3 separate regions of the Mus musculus genome follow, and regions 1 and 2 are each linked to region 3. A link is a contact called in ENCODE Hi-C or POLR2A ChIA-PET data. All regions are on one chromosome and are shown on one strand. The core of a region is the stretch at or near the end of the contact, and the rest is flanking DNA. Distances in the headings are between cores, read along the strand shown.

What was found. Hi-C counts contacts between places; a loop is a spot of excess contacts on that map. ChIA-PET counts read pairs that join two places held with the same protein, here RNA polymerase II (POLR2A).
Region 1: POLR2A ChIA-PET joins it to region 3 with 14 read pairs in Patski. The contact joins the promoter of Acot8 here to the promoter of Dnttip1 in region 3. A Hi-C loop is called at or near these places in 1 of 37 maps with a recorded cell type or tissue (gastrocnemius). POLR2A ChIA-PET finds 5 or more read pairs at or near these places in 2 of 5 experiments (Patski and embryonic stem cell).
Region 2: a map of heart shows a loop between it and region 3 (2.2-fold over the local background). The contact joins the promoter of Snx21 here to the promoter of Dnttip1 in region 3. A Hi-C loop is called at or near these places in 4 of 37 maps with a recorded cell type or tissue (adrenal gland, gastrocnemius and heart). POLR2A ChIA-PET finds 5 or more read pairs at or near these places in 3 of 5 experiments (Patski and embryonic stem cell).

Annotation. Positions count from the first base shown.
Region 1 is chr2:164,803,611-164,806,310 of GRCm38, forward strand. It overlaps Acot8 (acyl-CoA thioesterase 8), which reads right to left and starts at 1,271. Exons shown (of 6, transcript NM_133240.2): 1 at 1,080-1,271. The coding sequence starts at 1,207. It overlaps Zswim3 (zinc finger SWIM-type containing 3), which reads left to right and starts at 1,504. Exons shown (of 2, transcript NM_178375.2): 1 at 1,504-1,821. The coding sequence starts at 1,667.
Region 2 is chr2:164,784,673-164,787,372 of GRCm38, forward strand. It overlaps Snx21 (sorting nexin family member 21), which reads left to right and starts at 1,349. Exons shown (of 3, transcript NM_133924.3): 1 at 1,349-1,652; 2 at 2,026-2,183. The coding sequence starts at 1,394.
Region 3 is chr2:164,744,703-164,747,402 of GRCm38, forward strand. Dnttip1 (deoxynucleotidyltransferase, terminal, interacting protein 1) reads left to right here and starts at 1,313. Exons shown (of 13, transcript NM_133763.1): 1 at 1,313-1,456; 2 at 2,005-2,075. The coding sequence starts at 1,352. It also overlaps a transcript of Wfdc3 not described here.

The DNA.
Region 1 (2,700 bases), core at 21-2,520, 59 kb after region 3:
ACTTCCCATATAACTCCCTTAAAAAAAAAAAAAAAAAAAAAAAAAAAAAAACAGTCTGAGGTTGTGAAACTGAATGCAGATTAATCTAGCCGAAATCAGAGGCGCTGCCGGCTACCTGCAGATTAATCTAGGTGAAAGGGCTTGCCCAGTGCTGGAGCCTGAACCCTGAGTCCTAGCACTCAACCCTGAGATTGTCAGTTTTTTCTTTACAGAACAATTTGAAAAGCGCTCCTGGCCCAAGACAGTAATTACCTAGCTGGAAGAACGATAGCTTCTGATAAAGTCGTAAGGGCTGCATGGGTCAGAACTGTCACTGAACAGGCATGGTGGTACACACCTTTGAGCCCAGGATTTGGGAGGCAGAGATACACTGGCCTCTGTGAGCTCAAGGCCAGCCAGGTCTACACAGAGTTCCAGGTTAGCCAGGGAGGGCTATACAGAAAGCCTGTCTCAAAACAAAACAAGACAACCAGCTAGACCTGGTGGTGAACTCCTGCCAGCGCTTAAGAGACAAATGAAGGTGGATCCCTGTGGGTTCCAAGCCAACTTGCTGTGTATATATATATACTCTCTCTCTCATTCTCTCCCTCTCCATTCATATATATATAGTGAATTCCAGGTCATCCAGGACTATATTTAGTGACATCTTGTCTCTAAACAAAACAAAAAAATTGTTACAAACCCACTTCAGTGAAAGATAAGTAATGACTTACCAGACATTAAGGGATGGCTTGAACAAACGAACACACACGCACACTCAGTCTACCAGATTAAGCTGCCTTGTGGGGTAGCGGAGTCTCTGTCCCCTCTCTCCCTCTCTCCCTCTCTCCCTCTCTCCCTCTCTCTCTCTCTCTCTCTCTCACACACACACACACACACACACACACCTTCCCCCCCCACCCCCCAGATCGCCTCCTGAAGAGGAAGCAAGGATGGATGCCAGGGACATGCCTTCTAACTGCAGCAGAGCTTGCATCCAACTCTTAACCCCAGAACTGAGGTTCACAGGGAGATGGCAGTAATCGCGACTCTATACTGAAAGAGGGGTGCGAGCCTAGTTCAGAGGCGCTACCGGCTACCTGTAGAGATCTTCATCTAGCGGCTCGAGGTTGAGCACGCTCGTGACCAGCACACTACGGAGGTCCCCGGAAAGGTCGCCGCGGTCGGCGTCGCCATGAGCATCTCCCAGACCCTCTGGCGCTGACATTTTCACTGCTGGCTGCGGTTGAGAGAAACGCGGAAACTTATATAGGCTCCCAGCGCTTCCGGAAGGTCGCTCCAGGGGCCGGAAATCCCAAGGGCTCCGGGGAGCGAGACGCAGATTGTGATTGGTCGATGTGCTTGTCAATTTCAGAGTGGGCGCGGCTAGCTCTATCTTAAGATTGGAGGATATTTGTGTCAGTTTTGGACATCCGCGTGTGATTGGGTGAATCAGCGAGGGGGCGGAGCCTTGGAGATGAATAATAAGGGATGAGCGTCTTTCCTCTTCTGTCACTGAGCAAAGTCGCCCCTAGGTTGCTGTTACCGGTCTCCTCCTGTTCTGGGCTCCTCCCAAGCGCCCTGTAAGCCACTCACTCGGGACCGCAGCTGGGCCCGTGCCAGCCGTTACCCAGTGACCTCTGACCCCTGCCGTGGTTCTAGGTTCTAGGAGGGCCAGTCCCCGGCCATGGAGCTAGGCAGCTGCTTTAAGACCTACGAGGACTTCAAGGAGTGTTTCAGCGCCTACAAAAAGGAGACCAGGTGCTCCTTCATTGTCAGGGACTGCATCTCCGTCCGCTTCCATAACCTCAACAACGGCACCTCTTTCCGCGAGGATATCCTGTAAGGGCGGGGCAGGAGGGTGGGGAGGAGGGCTGCCTGGAGGAGGAGGGCGTGCATGGAGGAGCCACGTTCCCCGTGCCTGCGGAAAAACGAGGGAAACCTCACCGGCGTGGCCTTTGCTACCCGCCGCGCTTGCTCCCACTCCTTCATTCACGAGCTTTCCTGGGAATTCGCAGTAACTGCATCTTGTTGTTTTTCCGTTTTATTTGTTTGTTGAGAGAATCTATCTCAAGCGCAAGGCTGGTTGAGGAGTGAATTGAAACGCCTTAGTAATAATTTCCTCCATTAGCCTCCTCTTTACAAAGCAGTAATGGTGCTCATTGGTTGGTTGGTTGGTTCTTTTCGGTGATTGATTTTGTAAATGATTCTTGAGCTCCAGATACAGCCGTTTTCAAACACCTTCCTTATCCAAGGTGGTGCTCCCTGAGTGCCTTTCTTACTCTGCAGGGCTGTGTGTCAGAATTATTGGTGGTAGCTCCCTGACTCATTTGACTTTAGGGGCTAAAAGCTGATGAAAACGCCAGGGCTTTTAGGGTTCAGGTGAAACAGCCTACTATAAATTTAGCTTTTAGTTTTTCTTTGAAAGAAAGAATAAGGGTGCAGGTTTAGAAGCCCAATGCGAAAAGGTTGAGGCCGGCGGGTCATGAGTTTGAGACAAATCAGTTTGGTTTAAAAAAAAAAATACAGGGAAAGGGGGTTGGTGGTGGAAGCCTTTAATCCCAGCACTCAGGAGGCAGAGGCAGGCAGATCTCTGTGAGTTCGACGCCAGTCTGGTCTACAGAGCAGCTTCCAGGACAGTCAGGGCTACACAGAGAAAACCTGTCTTGAAAAACCAAAGTGGGGAGTTGGGGGGCGGGAGGGAGAGACAGAGAGAAATGG
Region 2 (2,700 bases), core at 99-2,598, 40 kb after region 3:
TGAAATAAATAAATCGTTTAGAAAAATAATCATTACTGTAACTTCATCCTCTGAGACTGACATGTGACAGTGTATGAAATACTTACAAGACGCCATGAGTGCTAAAATCTGAGACCCTTCTGTTCAGTAAAGGCCAGGAAGGTCTTTCCGTTCATATCCTCCATCCCTCTCCCACGCCCTAAAAGGGGATAGGAGATACTTAATTTTGATACTGTCTGAGATAATTTTGAGGCAGGGTCTCTATTTAGTTCTGGACCTCAACAGTAAACCAGGCTGTTCTTGAACTCACAATGATCCTCCTACCTTTGCCTCCCGAGAGCCAGGGCTAGGATTAATGGCATGAGCCACAGGAGCACCACACCTGGCCTTTGAGATAACTTGTTTTATTGTCTAACTAGCCAAATCTGCCTGCTAGGTCTGACATGTAAGCCTTGGGACAGGGATCAGCAATCATTTTCCTGACTACTGCTACCCTGCAGTAAAAGATAAACTGCAGTTCTCCAAGAGAGTTATAGAGATTACCCAAGCAACCCCGCACGCGTGGGAAAATAAATCAGTTCAAGAGCTCCCACGCTAGAGATCTCTGACAAACTGGGCAACCTTGAACAAGTAACAGCCTCTCTGGATGTTTTCCTCTTTGACTACTTCCCCCAGGTTAAGTTCAAACGAAACTGGGAAGGGCTAGGTTTCTCACACAGGCACCGGACTGGGGTTTTTACAAGAGCTGAAAATTTAGTATGAGTGAAAATTTAGTATGAGTATTAGTATTCTTGTTTCATATGAGAAAACCTAGGCTGGACGAAACCGGATTTCAAGCTTCACTCAAGGGAGAGCCGAGCTCCCAAATGCCGCGAAATTACACTGTAAAGTTACATGGCACTGTATGGAGATTAGGGGTAAAGCTTGGGGCGGCCTCAGGAGACCAGGAGGGGTGGGCGAGTCCAAGAGGGGGCGCGGCCACCACGATCCGGCTGGGTTTCGGGGGAAGCCTTGGCCCGCCCGGCTGCCCTCCGCGTCCCTCCCGCAGGCAGCGGCTTGGGATTCTAACAGCTCCGGGAGAGGGAGCTGGCGGGGCGGAGGCGGAGCGGCGGCAGGAAGCAGCGAGGCGGCGCCGTGAGCTGCCTGGGCGGAGAGCCTCTTAAATCCGCCAGGCTGCTGCACCAAATCCCGGGAGCCCGCCCCGAACGCACTTGGGACGCGGTGGGTGGAGGCGCGTCCCGGCCTGCGGGAGGAACAGGGCAGAGGCCGGCCTCCCGCACGTCCCCAGCGGCCGCGGCCCGTGGGCGTGGCCTCTTGTGCCACGCCCCTGACACGCCCCCGGGTCCCTCTCCGGGCGGGGGTCCCCTCCCTCTTCAGCCCTGGACCCAGCGTGGCGCGCTCCCCCCTGGGTGCCATGGCCTCGCGGCTCCTACACCGGCTGCGACACGCCCTGGCCAGCGATGGCCCCGGGGAGGCGGCGGCGGGCCCAGAGGCCGAGCAGTTCCCTGAGAGCTCAGAGCTGGAGGACGATGACGCCGAGGGCCTGTCCTCCCGCCTCAGTGGCACCCTCAGCTTCACTAGTGCGGAGGATGACCCTGACGACGAAGACGAGGACGACGAGGCGGGCCTCGACTCGCCGCCCTCAGGAGACGGGGCATCGGGAGAAGACGCAGGCGAGTGCGGGAGGACAGACAGGAACCCCGGGGCTCGGTTAGGCCTCCCCGCTGGACGCGGTCCGAGGGCATCCTGAGTTTTCTCTCTGAAACTATTGACACTATAAGCTCTTCCAGACACGGTTTGGCTGTGTGACCTTGACTCACAACACTATGGGAATCACACCATCTCGGGTTTTTTGTAGATATTAAATGCACAGGACCAGGGAAACAAACGTGTGTGCTAGCTGCTTCGGGTGGAGGTTTAGCATCCACTGTAAGCCAGGCGCTGGGGTGAAGCACATCTCGCTTCTGTGAATGAGGTCATGGCATTTTGTTTACGTTAACTCTGGAGCTAGCCACCCCCATAATGACGGGTCATGTGCTTGTGCAGAACGAAGTCCCCCACCTGATGGACAACGGAGCAGTCAACTCCTGGCCCGCCAGCTGCAGGATTTCTGGAAAAAGTCTCGGAACACCCTAGTTCCACAGAGGCTGCTCTTTGAGGTGACCAGCGCCAATGTTGTCAAAGACCCTCCCTCCAAGTACGTGGTGAGTGAGGTTCCAGGAACCCTTGAGCAGCGAGTCTAGATGTCTAGCTGAGAGAAAGGAAATAGCACAGATTTTGGGGCGGGGGTCGTGGCCATGCAGTTATAAAAGGATGTCCTTATTTTACACCTGGGGGAACTGAGACCAGATGAGAAGATGGGTGTCAACTGAACACGTCCTCAGGCAAATGACTTAGTTTCTCTAAAACTGAGAATGTGGCCTTAGGAGTTGCCTCCTGTCCTAGTCTTGAGGTTACGAGAACTGATGTGTGTTTCTTTCTGTACCCTGTGGGTTTCTGTCAACCGCAGCAGGACACAGTATTGAGACCCAGTGGCATGGGTCAGGATTAAGGAAATGGGCTTTGGATCCAGACCAGTCTTGATTCACATCCCCTGTGTTTACCAGTGGCTTCCCCTTGGGTGGGTTCTGTGGCCTCAGTGGCCCCCAGTTTCCTCTTTTGAGCAATAGGCAATACATGGGATTATAATAGGAGGTAAATGAGGCCAGGCGCAGGGAAACC
Region 3 (2,700 bases), core at 63-2,562:
GCAAAACACTCATACACATAAGTAAACCTAAAAAAATAAAAGTGGACGTTGGAACATGGAACAAAACTGGCATTGTTGATTATCTAATATGTGTTTTATATGCAGTATTTTAATACATACAATAATATTTCAGAGGAAAAAGTCCTTAAGTGACGGTTGCTGGAAATTACTATTATATTAGAATAATTTAAGGAGTTACTTATACCAAAGTTTTAAGTGCTTTGCATAAAATAATCCAGCCCTAGTATCAACCATATGACGACTCTGGGGTCAATTTCCAACACGACATAAACCAAACGTGGACTGTGGCATGCCTGTGAACCGGCATTGTGGAGGTGGAGGCAGATCCTTAGTTACATGGTCCAGGCTGGAATACTTGAAACTGTGGACGAATGACCGTGCAATTAGTATGCAGGAGAATAGCGGTAAGCGATCCAGTCCCACAGCCAATGTTCTTAGCCTTTGGCTTTGAGACAGCTCTACACCACAGCTACTTCCTTCCTCGGTGTTGGGGTTATGTTATCACACCAGGCCCTATCCAACGTTAACGATCATATCACATCAGGTTGGAATCTAGATCTTTCCTAACACAAAATTCATATACGTTACACTACCTGCTTCTTGTGACCCGAGAAGAGTTATTTTATCACCCGTAACTGAATCCGAATTCTTTCACAGACAGCTTACCTCTCTGAGGTAGTGCTAAGAGGAGCTCTGGAGAACGCCACAGTTGTTAAACCTTTCATCCCCTACCTATCCCAGAATCAACCATCTAGGGGAGAGAAGGCCAGCTCTCTGCAACAGGACTAGTTCACAAGCCAAAACCCAACTTTCATTCTGATGCCTTTCGACACAAGCGGCAGCCCGCAAAGGCTAGTAGTATGGTGTTTAGGTGTTTGGGTATTTAGGGTGGCACCAACAACCCCTTCTTTTGTTGGCTTTCCCGGTTCCTGAGTCAGACTACTCCAATTCGGGGGAGGCTGTGCTAAGATTTCAGATGTTCCTGCGGTTTTCAAAGATTGAACTTCGGGCTGCCCTCATCCGAAGCCCCGTGCTCCCCCGCTGAAGTGTATGCTCTGCTGCCCTCACACCGCCCTCGTCCCTTGACTGAATGGCCCCCGAACACCCACACTCGGTCCCCAGCCGTTGTCTCCCAGGGGTCTGGAAGCCTCAACGTCGTCCCCGACACCAAAGACGAGGTGGCTCCTAGGCGGCAGTTCGGTTCCCATAGCAACCCCACGGCGCACGCGCGTCGCGCTTCCGGCCGGGTGGCTCGGGCGCTCCCGTGACGTCACGGCGCCGCTTTCCGGTGGCTGAGTCGAGCTGAGGTTGTTGTGGGCCGGGGGGCGCCATGGGGGCGACTGGCGACACCGAGCAGCCGCGGGGCCCCGGCGGGGCGGAGCGAGGTGGCCTGGAGCTGGGCGACGCGGGCGCGGCGGGCCAGCCGGTTCTCACGGTGAGGGCGCCCGGGCGAGGCCGGGGCTCGGGCCGGGCAGGGCCTCGGGCTCCCGGGCCCCGGGCCCGCGGGCGAAAGAACGCGGCGGCCGTGCGGCCCTGGGAATGTCGTTTTCTCAGTGCCGCTACAAGCTGGATTCAGATTGTAGCTAGGTGACGTGGGCCTGATGTGACACCCTCTGAGCGCCAGGTTTCTCTTCTGTGAAATGAACAGCAATAACCCGAGCTTGCTGGAGTTGTGGTGGGATGGGCTGATAAAGGCGGGTAGAACGCCCTGACTCGTCACCCGCCTCATAGTAGACCCTAGGTAAACACTGCTGCCCTTCCTCTTGCTCTTCCAGAAAAAGCGAGCTTTGGACATTGGTGACAGAAAACATTTTCCCAGTTCCTCCACCCTGACAGGGTCTTCCAGCCACTGAATTAATTCCCCTTCACCCCAAGGTGGGAGAAGTGAGAAGCAGGAACGTCTAGGTTTAGCGCCATACTCACTTTCTCCTCATCCTCACTATGAGAAGCCTCGGTGACATTTGCCCACTTGGTCCCCAACAGAACCCTTGGAACATAATGATAAAACATCGGCAGGTGCAGCGAAGGGGCCGCCGATCTCAGATGACCACAAGGTAAGGCTCGACCTGGGTGAGACCTGAGATCCAGTTGTGTGGACTGCAGTGAGTGCTTTGGGAACCCCACTGTAGGAGTCTGAGATCAACAGCCCGTAAAGAGCACAGGAGTGGGGAGGCTGTAACTTCCTGTCACCTTGTCAGGTCCACATCCTAACCAAGCAGGGAAGGAATGAACGTCTAGTCTGTCTCCGTGATTGAAGTCTGTAAGTCAGAGGATGTGAATTCAAGATTACAGACATCTGTTCTAATGCAGACTGAGATGTTTGTTAACACAAGCCTTTAGCTTTTCTTAGACTCTGTTTTCTCAGCTTTGACATGGGGCATCCAGCCTGGGGAAGGGATGGGCCTTGGGAATTCTTCTTGTATTTTTGACCTGGGATAGTGATAATCATTTATTAATTACAATACTTGGCAGAGGCAGGCAGACCTCTGTGAGTTTAAGGCCAGCCTGATCTATGTAGTGAGTTCCAAGACAACCAGACTACATAGTGAGACTCTGTCTCTAAAAAAGGAAAAGAAAAAATATGTGTGTATTATATTTCATAAAATACTTGGAAAATAATTCCTATTTCACAGAGTTATAATGAAATAAATTTTAGAATCCCATGTTGCTAACTAGCTG